Linked DNA regions of Mus musculus: region 2 is linked to region 1. Evidence: chromatin contacts called from ENCODE Hi-C data. All regions are on one chromosome and are shown on one strand. The core of a region is the stretch at or near the end of the contact, and the rest is flanking DNA. Distances in the headings are between cores, read along the strand shown. Region 1 overlaps Snx29 (sorting nexin 29). Region 2 holds the start of Zc3h7a (zinc finger CCCH type containing 7 A).

Region 1 (5,530 bases), core at 2,605-5,104:
TGTCACTCTGCTGCTTCATTCCTTGGCCACCATGATGGAGTCTAGCTAATGTGTGTGGCTGATGTGCTGAGAGCAAGGTTCAGCATTCTTGCCTGGACGAGAGGGAACCTGGGAGTTGGTGGGTCTTTGTTCCTTTGAGGAAAGATTCTAACCCAGTGCATGAATGCACACACAGTAGAAGGAGAGGGGTGCAGCTCTTCCTGAGGGTGGCACCTGAGCTGCTGAACCCAGCCTTTCTGAGCTACTTTTCACCTGCCAATCTTTGTTGCTTTATCCAGATTGTGTTGGCTTTCTCTCATTTTTACCATGTTCTAACGAAGGGTTCATGTTTGTATGTTAGGGGCAAACGGTGGACTGTGGTTTTTCTGGGCTTAAGTACATCTGTCATCCTCTTGACAGCCCAAGGGTGTGGACAAGCGTTCTGGTTGGTGCCTTGGCTGTTGATAGTTCTAGACTCTGGGTCTGACCTGGGTGTTGGAGTCCTTTCTTTGTCCAAAGCATCTTGAAGCCTTTGACACTGGCCTCCATTTGGAGGTCAGCTTCCTTGGGTGTGCCAGCCCTGCTTGGTCAGTATGTACCCTCTTGTTTATTGTTCCTGCTGGGCTGGTAGCCAGTGAGATCTTCACAATGATGTCTATGTGTGAGATTGAGGTCCTCATGGCACAACTTTTAGGGTGTGGGCCTATACAGGGAAGGCAAAACAGGGACCTCAGTGCCCTGCTCAGATCCTGTCTGGCATCTCTGTCTGTCGAGACTTTTGGCTTTCAATAAAAGCTCTAAATCTTATATTGTCTGTCAAGGCTCAAGCTCTGCCTTTTTCTGTTGGTTATCAGAGAACTATAGACTCTGCTTTCTGGGACAAGGTCATAGGGGATGTTCTGTCTTGACATGTATCTGCCAAGCACTTAGTCCAGTGGGCTGACCCTCTCTTTCTTTTGGCTCTGGCATATATCTATCAAAAGATACATATTTCTAAATCCAGGAGTAGTGGTGTATGCCTTTAATCCCAGCATTCAGGAGGCAGAGGCAGGTGGATCAGAGTTTGAGGCCAGCCTGGTCTACAGATCAAGTTCCAGGGCAGCCAGGTGAAGTGGAAACTTAAGGGTTCTTTGGAAAGTCACTTGTGTTGCTAAGGCAAACACATGAAGGAATGTTTCATTGAAGTGGACATAGGTGAAAGGCCAAGGCAGACTCATGAAGGAAAGTTATGCTGAAGCAGACACAGGAGAAAGGATGTTCTGCTAAAGTAATCCTGTTAAAGGACACATGATGAAAGATTCTTTGCTAACAACACGCATGTATTGGTCTGCCTTACATTGTATAGTTGAACTCCATTTGTCAGGACTCCATAGAGAGATATGCACCAAGCAACTTCTGGTGGTGTGCTGCGGCTTTTTGCCGCTTCTGCAGACTGATTGGCAGTGACTTTTGAGACAGATGCATGTGCTGAGGCAAGACCCGGGGAGGACACGGGATGTTTGGAGGGTATAAAAAGGACTCACTTGGTGGTCTCGCTTTGCTGATCTTCATTTCACTGAGATTGGCACAGCTGAGAACTTTTCCTGGCATTCCTGTTGGCCCTGGTGCCTCCTGCTGACTTGTGCAGAGGCTGAGGCCTGGCTGTCTCTGCTAGGTAGCGCCACTGCTGCTGATTTGTGTTTGTTATCTCGACGCTACCAACCTGGACTGCTGTATGTCTGTGAAGTGTTTGTGAGTAGAGCAAGCTGCTGCTGCTGACCTGTGAACTGAACTGCTATTTCTAGATAACACAGATGGGAGTTGCTCCAAAGAACCTTTCTAAACAGGTCCATAAGCCCGCCCCTCATATCCTTTCTTTCCCACTACCTCTGGTGAGTGGTGGGCTGTAAGAGAGGTTAAAGTGTTTAAGAACCATCATTAAAAAGGATTTGAAAGCATTAAAGTTACACAGGAGTGGCAGAAACTGACATTTTCCGGGTTCCAGCTCAGGTCTAACATATCTAATTTGGTCAAGGTAATTCCATCTCCTTCCAGCAAGATTGCTGCAGGGTTCCTAGACTGTTTCAGAAATGACATGTGGTCTAATTTTGCCATGGAGACAGGGGTGGGTCTTCAGAACTTTGGTGGGAGCTCATCTCTTGTCTGTTGGATGGCTCTCTCTTCTGGGTAACTTTCTGTTGGGGTATGAAGCCTAGAGCTGCCTTGGCCATTGTGTTCTCATGAGGGAAGACAGCATAGGGTGAGGGTATGCAGGCACTCAAATGAGGAGCGGTGGGCAAGAGAGCTGGGTTTCAGGATTCACTGGGATGCTGGGCCAACCTACTCTTTTTGTTTGTTTGTTTGTTTGTTTCAAGACAGGGTTTCTCTGTATAGCCCCAGCTGTCCTGGAACTCACTCTGTAGACCAGGCTGGCCTTGAACTCAGAAATCCACCTGCCTCTGCCTCCCAAGTGCTGGGATTAAAGGTGTGCGCCACCACCGCCCGGCTCCAACCTACTCTTGAAGGCCTCTCTGGACCTTCTCACAGTGTGGGCTGATGAATCCCCACTGCTCTTGAGATGAACTGGAGTTGGGTTTCTGTTTCTTGTCACTTTAAGAACATTCATCAGCAGAAGGTTGTGTCCAGCATCTCCTGACCTACCCAGGTAAGGGCTCTCCGTGGTGCTCATGCTCAGGCACCAGCATTGCACAACAGTTACTACTAGCAGTGACAATAGCGTACTGCCACCAAAGGCTCAAATTTAGGCCAGAGGCTTCCTCAGGAGGGGCATGCTCTTGTGCTCACCTGGTTTTTCTTACCGCTGACGTAATGCCTGGCTCAAATAGGTCTCAGTGAAGTTGGTCTGGTGAGGGAGGGAAGTGTTGTGGGGCTAGTGGTGGTGTGACCTGACCCAAGTTATCTCCAAGGAATGCCCACTGGGCTCTTCTTAGTTATAGCTCAGTTCTAGGGAGCTCTTGGACTTGCTTGTTACCTGTTCCAAGACTATTTTGCTCACCATTTGGGAAGTGAAGCTTTCTGGAAATCCCTTCTACTTTAGCTTTAGCTAGTGAGAGCATTCATGGATGACAGAAGCCCACTTAGAGGCCTCTGAAGAAGGGCAGTGGAGTGGCTAGGGAACTCCTGCTGTGAAGGAGACCTGTTTCTCCACATCTCTCTATCCTTTTTCTTGCAGTTGGCTTCATTATCAGGTTTGATCTTCTCTCATGGTGACTAGAGGATCTGTAACAGACCATGGCTGTGCTGTGCCCAGCCACTTCACCTCGTCTCCCCAGCAGCAGGCATCTCTTGCTCTCAGGCCCAGATCAACGCTCCCTGTATCCAGGAGGTGGCATCCTTTCCTTTCTGAACTGCAGGAGTGAGTGTGGGGCTGGAGAGGACTTCCCTAGATGGGCAGCAGTGACTGTAGACTTCCCATGGTGATTCCTCCCCATCCCATTTAGGTGCTTTAGATGTTCCAAATTAATGTATTAGTGGCGTTGGGCCGACAGCCCTCAGTGGAATCTGACAGGAGTGAGTACACTATGCTACCTCCTCTGGCTGCTTTCTGTGGTTTATGTCTCACAAACTGTGACCTCTAGTGACCTTGTTAGTCATCTATTTTGCCGTCTTTGGACTTCATGCTAGCAGATTTGCTGTTCCTTTTTTGTAAACATTCTTGGTGACACTCCTAATGTCCATAACTAATATAACATACATATAACACAAGTGATTTAGGAAGCTAGCTTATAGTTTATGTGAAAGAGAAATGAACAAGAAGCCATTCATAATAGAAGCAGACTCTGTTCTACATTGGTTAGGATAGTTCTGGGACAGAGTGAACCACAGATGCCAGCTCTCTGCTGGCAGGGCCAGCCTAGTCTCTCCAGGGCTGAGTGGGATGGTGACTGTTGCAGCCCAAAACAAACACACCCAGGCCGGGAGTCTGTCAGAGCAGGAACTTGTTTTATTGTAGCAGTCTTTCCTTTATATAGGGTTGAAGAAAGAGGTGGGGATTTTTGGTGAGGTGAGATGATGTAGAGGGCGGGGAAGGATGCCGTAGGGTATAGGGTGACTGACAGAGCCAATAAAGTTATTCTACATCAGTGGTAGCTAGGCAAAGGCAGGCTTAAGCAGAAAGTGCTGAGTCACTCCAGTACGGAAGTGAGCAAGACAGGTCTCTAAACTAGAGCAAAGACTCAGACTTCCTCACTAGGCCTCAGTATCTGGCGAATAAGGCCCAACCCACAGCTTATAAAGCACTTCCTGGTCCACAGCTTGCACATAGAGAGGGAGGACCAGAGTGGCTGTTTATAGCAAATACGGAATGAAAATGCAGAGTGCAGCAGACCCCAGAGGAGAAGGGCTGTCAGCATCTGTGAGAGGCGGCTCCAGGTTCAGATTCTACACCAGTCTCCTACAGATGGCCCTAGGAGGCCGAGCCAGCACTGTGTACTGCCCCAGCCTCTCAGAAGGAATGGTGTCTTCAGCCTACTCTACATTTTGGCCTGACTATGCCGCCAGGCATGCCTACTTATCCCACACCTGAAGGGGGCAGCATTGCCACCAAGAGAATCCCTGCCTCAGCCTTTTCCCTTGTCCTTTTTCTCAGGACCATTGGCAGAAACACTGCAGAATGTATGTTTAGTCATCCTCTTGACCTGATTCCCCACGTGATCTTCTGAGCACCTACTGTGTCCAGTCACCCTTCCCTCTGCCTCCCTCATTCAGGCTACTGGACGAGTCACTTGTCTGGTGTGATGAGCTGAGAGTCCCACCTTTGCTCCATGCTCAGCAGCAGCCCCAGGTCCCTAACTTGCAGCTGAGAGCAGGGGAATCCATGTATAAGTCGGGACTTGTGTGTTAGGCCCAAGCATCAGGATAGGCAAAGATCTGTCTCAGTGGAAACTGCTCACCTGTAGTCTGGTGCTGCCGGAGTTCTTCCAGGCTCTGTAGTTTACCTTGTTCATTTGTTAACTCTTCAAAGAGCAGCTGTTTTGTGGTAAGCTTTATCAGTTAGAAATGAACAGAGCATGGCTGCGTGAGCCTATGTGTTTAAATTGAAGAGGGGTGGGTGGGGTGGGATGGGGTGTATAGACACAGATGTTAAACATTTGGCTGAGTGATTCTGTGCGCCAGCCATGCTCAGGTGTAAGTGTGGCATGATGTGGGGCAGGGGTGGGATTAGTTTTGCGTCAGTTTACTTTAGTCTTTGGGTTTGTTTGGTTTTTGTTTTTGTTTTGGCAGAAGCTTGGTAGATAGCCCAGGTTGTTCTTGATGTTCTTGAACTTAGTGTATAACCTAGGCTGGCCTTGAACTCAGAGTCCCATTGCCTCAGCCTTGAAAATATTAGGATTACAAGAGTGTGCTACCATTGTCAGCTCTGTCTGAGGCTGGGGTAGAGGGAGGTGCCTCAGGCACCATTTAAGGAAATACTTATTTACATAGGAGCCTCTGTTCCCAGTGGATGTGGGATGGCAGATGGCCACTTAGTGCCTAATGCTTCTCCTTTGGAAAGCCAGGGTGAAACAGTCTTACTCTTATAGATTTTTTTGCAAGAGTTAATGCTGATAAG
Region 2 (5,154 bases), core at 930-3,429, 280 kb before region 1:
CTCACCGCTGCCCAGGCTGGGGAACTCCAGGGCTCCAAGGCACCCTGCCATTTCACTCTAAGTGGCCGAGGCCACAGCACGCAGCTGACACCCGGCACTGTAAACACATTTCACTTGAAGATCATGGAGAAAATGTGGGTTTGCTGAGACAAAGCACACAAAGGTATTATCTAGAAAGCAACTTTCCTCCCGAGGTATTCTGTCTAAAGATGTTTTTGATTTCTATCTCCTTCTTAACTAGCTACTCAAACTATTTCTATAGTTGACTATCAACCAGTCATTTACAAATGGATTGAATACACCCAAATCAGTTTCAAAAATCAGTCAATATTGACAACTGTAAAACCTTACAGCTGGCAAATGAACATTGTTACTAATAGATCTTGGAACCACAAGACAAGAGCCTGTAGGCATATAGAATATAACCCCCAACCAAAAGTCACAGGAACACAGCTGGGAAGGGGTGTTTTGGTACATCTTGAGGACACTGATCAACCTGTTCTTTGCATAATACCCCACTCCAAATACTGACATTTTCAACCTCAATAACTCAACCTTATTCACATCTGTAGCGCACCCTGCTGGTCTAACAGAGCAGAAAGGGGAAATTTTTCAATAGAGAAAACTGTCCATGCACTTGATTTAGTCCAAAGATGAAGAACACCACACCAACACCAAGTCCACACCCACACATACACTCACGCACACACAGTGCAGCTCTGCTCATCATTTCAACGGAGGTGAAGAGAGCCTTGGATTCCTTCAAGACCTCCATGAAAAGCAGCTACTTCCAAAAGAAGCAGGAAAAGAGCAGATGGCAAGAGCGCCCAGCCCCTCCCCCAGTCCAGTAGAGCATTGTCCAATCGAAATACGATACCGGCGGTACGTGCCATTTTAAATTACGAAGTGGCCATACTAAAATAGTAAAAAGAAACTGGACAGATTGTTTTAATTCTAACGTAGCCACAACAGGTATCACCTCAAGTATATAACACACTGCTTGCTAAACACTGGCTGATTTAAGCATAGGAGTTTACCAAGGAGATCTTTTTCGTTCTTTTTCTTCCTCCCAAACGAAATCTTTCAAATCAGACTTTAAAACTGAAACCGGAGTGGGGCGGTGGTGGCACGGCTTTTAAATCACAGCATTCGGGAGGTAGGGGAAAGCAGATCTCTAAGCTCAAGTCCAGCCTGGTCTACAAAGTAAGTTCCAGGGCAGCCAAGGCTAAACAGAGAAATTCTGTCTCGAAACAAACATACAAACAAACAAACAAATTGAAACCAAAAGTGAATCTCAATTCTTGCCACATTCCAGTGCTCGACCACCCCACTTTACCAGTGGCCACATTACCATCGGACAGCGCAGGTCTACACCAGACCCTCTTGGTCTTAAATACCTAACACTATGACCCTCTTTGATCCCTTAACATCTGGGGACCCAAAAAACGCCCAACCCCGGAATAAATTCACCCAGTCAGAGCGCAGGCACCACCCCTTGGGCCCAGCTAGGACCTTCCAACCTGACCACACCCCTGCGCTGACTACCCCTAACCGGAAATTCCCGCTAATGGGAACTGACAGGTCTCCATTCTTTAAGGGTGGGGAAAGGAAAACCGAGAACCCTCGTACAGTCTCCGAACCCCGGCCGAACACCGGAAGCCAGTCGCCACCCATACGCGGGGTGGGCCGCGCATAACACCCGCAAGGGGCGAACCCGACACCGGCGAGCGCGCACTCAGCTGGCGTCGCGAGCGTCCCCAAACCGAGACACTTACTAACACGGACGCCCCGCGATCACCCAGCACCCAGGAATAACGAAATGCTAAACCACCAAAAGCTAGTGCGTGGATGTCGGCCAGGCAGTCCAGGTGGCAGGGGCCGCCGCGCGTGCCCGGATTACGACTCCCGAGGAGCCCGTGCAGCCGGTTCGGGGGTCCGCGCCCCTCCCCCGCCTGAAGTCCGTTAACGGCCGCGCGTGCTCACGAAGCGACGCGGCGCACGCACGCGATTGGAAGAGCGCGACCCTGCCCGCGACGCCCGCGCGTCCCCTTCCCTCACCTGCGGGGCGGCACCCAGGAGCCGAGGGGCGCGGAGTGCGGAGGCGACAGCGGGATGTGCGTTCACCGGCTCAAGAGCTCTCACAGTCTCGCAGCTTCCCTGGGCGACCCACCGCAGCTGCCAGCCCGCGACGCTCGGGGCGGCGCCCTCTGGCGGCGGGAGGCCTCGCGCGCCGCCCCGCAAACGCTACCATTGGCTGCGTTGCCAGTGTCAGCCCGGGGTTGGAGGCGCCACGTCGGGGCCTCGGGGCTGCGGAAGCGGCGGCGATAGGCGGAACCCTGGGCGGCCACACGGAAGGGGGTGAGAGACCGCAAGCTCTTGAGCCCAGCATCATCGCCCTCTCCCACACCGCTTGGATACCAAAGTAGGACTGGAAGGAGACCTAGATTCATCTGGGCACCAGGGTGTCACTTCCTTCGGAATCTGTTCTCTGCAGTAACTTATCCTGAGCGTCCTGCTTTGCATTCCGATACTGTTACCGTCACCCTGAAAACAGCCATACAGTCGTGTCCTTTCAAATGAATGACAGGCATAGGGACCCGCGTTGAACAGGGAGGTGACCTAAACTCATTCGGACGCCGGAGCGTCACTTCGGAACTTGTCCTCAATTCCCTATCCTACTCGCAGTCACTGTTTTTATCATCTTGAAAACAAAATGCGGTATTTTTGCAAATGAATGTAGGGACGGATCTCAGAGCCAACACAAGCTCTTGTTCTCCCTGGCCTTCATCTCAACTTATATGTCGCTGTATTCACCGGTGTTTCAGTGGTCAGGTGTACATTACCCCAGACAGAACAATGTAAGGCTGAGTCCCTGCGACTGGAGATGTGAAAAGTGCTCCAAGTCAGGGCAGTAGAAGGGAGAGTGCTTCCAGGCAGTGGGAAAGATCCTGAGCCTAAGTTGCTGAGGGACAGGGAAGACAAAGTGTGTGTGTAGAAAGCTCAAAGAGGATGAGCCACTGCATGAAATTTGGAATTCAGTGTCTGAGATGGAAATTACAAGGTCTAATTTGCAGTTTTAGAAAGTTTCTTCATGCCGTTGGGCGGATATATAGAAAGGACAAGCAGAAAAGTGAAAGGGGTTGAGGATGTAACTTAGTTGTCAAAGTGCTTGCCTAGCCTTGAGTTTGATTTCCAGCACCAAATAAACTGGATATGGTGGGGTACCCTTGTCATAGCAGTACATGGGGGTGGGGGGGGGGGGATAGGAGTTCCAGGTCTTCTTTGGCTATGAAGCAAGAAATACCCAGGTCCAGGACCACTGGGGACAGAGGGAAAAGTTTACATTAGAAGGAAGACACTGAGATGCACTCTGTCTGGACCCAGAGTGCTACTGTAAGCTCAGGAAGTCGTCAGTACTGGGCCAGTACAAAGTGAAACTTGATGAGAATGTATGGACTTCCTGTTGTTCCTGTACCAATGGCCTACATTTTTGTTGCCTTGAAACAACATAAACTTAAGAGTTCTAAAGGACCAGAGTCTGCAGCAGGTGTTTCACTGGTGATGTCCAGGTGCTGACGAGGCTTGTCCCTTCTGGAAACTAGTGTTGAGCTCTTGCCTCTTTTTAGCTCCTAGAGGCCTCCTGGACTCGTAGGTCATGCCTGTCATCTCCAGAGCCAGTATTTTCCTCTAAATGAGGTCTCCTTGCCACACCTTCTCTGGGTCTTTGCTTTCAGTTGTCCCTCAAAGGGCCCTGGTGATTGCATTTGAAACAAGGAGGTCCTGGATCCCACCTGGAGATTCCCAGTGATTTTCCAGGCAAGGTAGCAATAATCACAAGTTGCTGGTGATAGAGAGTAGATATATCTGGGAACCCATCATTATATGTACTGTAGGGAGCAAAGGAAAAGAAGGGCTGAGCATGGATGAACCTTCTCTAGCCTTGAAGAATACTGTGTGTTGTAAGGGTCTCTGCTTCTTTGTCTTCTATACTAGTGGGGAAGTCCCCGGCCTCTTACCTGGGTGCTGTACCGGATAGGTGCATTTGCTGAAGAACTGTTTTAGGCTCCTGCCTCCCAAGGGCTGGCATTAAAAGTTCATCACTATCCCAGTCTTTATTCTGTTTTCCATCCTCTGGTACCTTACAGAGGCCCGGAACACACAGTGTTTTATGATCTCTATGAGATTGAGGCCAGCCTGGTCTATGTAGAGTTCTAGCCAGGGCAATGGAGTGAGACCCAGTATCAAAACAACATAAACTGTCCACATGCTGACTTGCCTTAACATCAATTTATACCTGAAACTAAATGCAAGCTAACCATTAGTCAGTTCATTAGAAATAGGGTCAATTTACACAAAGGACAGGGGAGAATATTCAGGAGTCAATGGGACAGATTTTATATTTGATTCATCAGTTTATCCAGTAATTATATGCCCCCAAACAGGTGATGGGATAGAAAGCCTTGCATGTGCTAGACAAGCTCCCTGCCACTGAGCTATAGCCACAGACCTTTTAAAGCTTATTTTTATTTTTTAAATATTTTTTAAAAACTTTTATGTGCATTGGTGTTTTATCTACATATATATCTGTATTTATGTGTCAGACCACAGGGCGTCAGATCTCTTAGAACTGGAGTTGCAGCTACTTGTGGGTGCTGAGAATTGAACCAGGTTCCCCTAGAAGAGCACCCATTGCTCTTAACCTCTGAGCAATCTCTCCAGCCCCAAAATTTATTTTTATTAATGTGCATGTGTGTGTGTGTAGGCATACAAGCCCCATGAAGCTGGAGAGGTGCCAAGATACCCCCAAGACTACTCGAACAGGCTTACCTGCCTTTTCAAGTTTCTGTCTTTCAAGACACAAGCAGCCAAACGCCACCCTGCAAGGGAAAAAAAAAGCCCAACATCAAGCCATACAATCCCACCAATCCCTCAGCTTGCCCCAAGATCAGGTCACAAAATCCCACCAATCTGACACCACCTCGTAAGTCTTCACCCACTCCCCCCAAGAAACCCTATATACAGCCTGCCTCCTGCTCAGTCCTGTGCTGGGTCCCACTAGAAACCCTATATACAGCCTGCCTCCTGCTCAGTCCTGTGCTGGGTCTCACTAGAGCAAGGGCTGTCACCCTCTTCTGTTTTTCCCATGTGAGGTTT

The links. Hi-C counts contacts between places; a loop is a spot of excess contacts on that map.
Region 2: a loop to region 1 is called in a map of T-helper 17 cell, with 2.5 times the contacts of the local background. The contact joins the promoter of Zc3h7a here to the enhancer-like site in region 1. A Hi-C loop is called at or near these places in 1 of 37 maps with a recorded cell type or tissue (T-helper 17 cell).

What each region holds. Positions count from the first base shown.
Region 1 is chr16:11,452,382-11,457,911 of GRCm38, forward strand. All of the region lies in intron 13 of Snx29 (sorting nexin 29), which reads left to right. Among named protein-coding and RNA genes, the nearest start is that of Gm32100, 130 kb to the right of the region's middle. Within about 2 kb of position 3,855, at least 2 of the 3 ENCODE cell types and tissues checked have a DNase peak (open chromatin) inside an H3K27ac peak, as active enhancers do.
Region 2 is chr16:11,174,162-11,179,315 of GRCm38, forward strand. It overlaps Zc3h7a (zinc finger CCCH type containing 7 A), which reads right to left and starts at 2,180. Exons shown (of 23, transcript NM_145931.3): 1 at 2,059-2,180. 4930509G22Rik (RIKEN cDNA 4930509G22 gene) reads left to right here and starts at 4,015. Exons shown (of 4, transcript NR_151506.1): 1 at 4,015-5,154.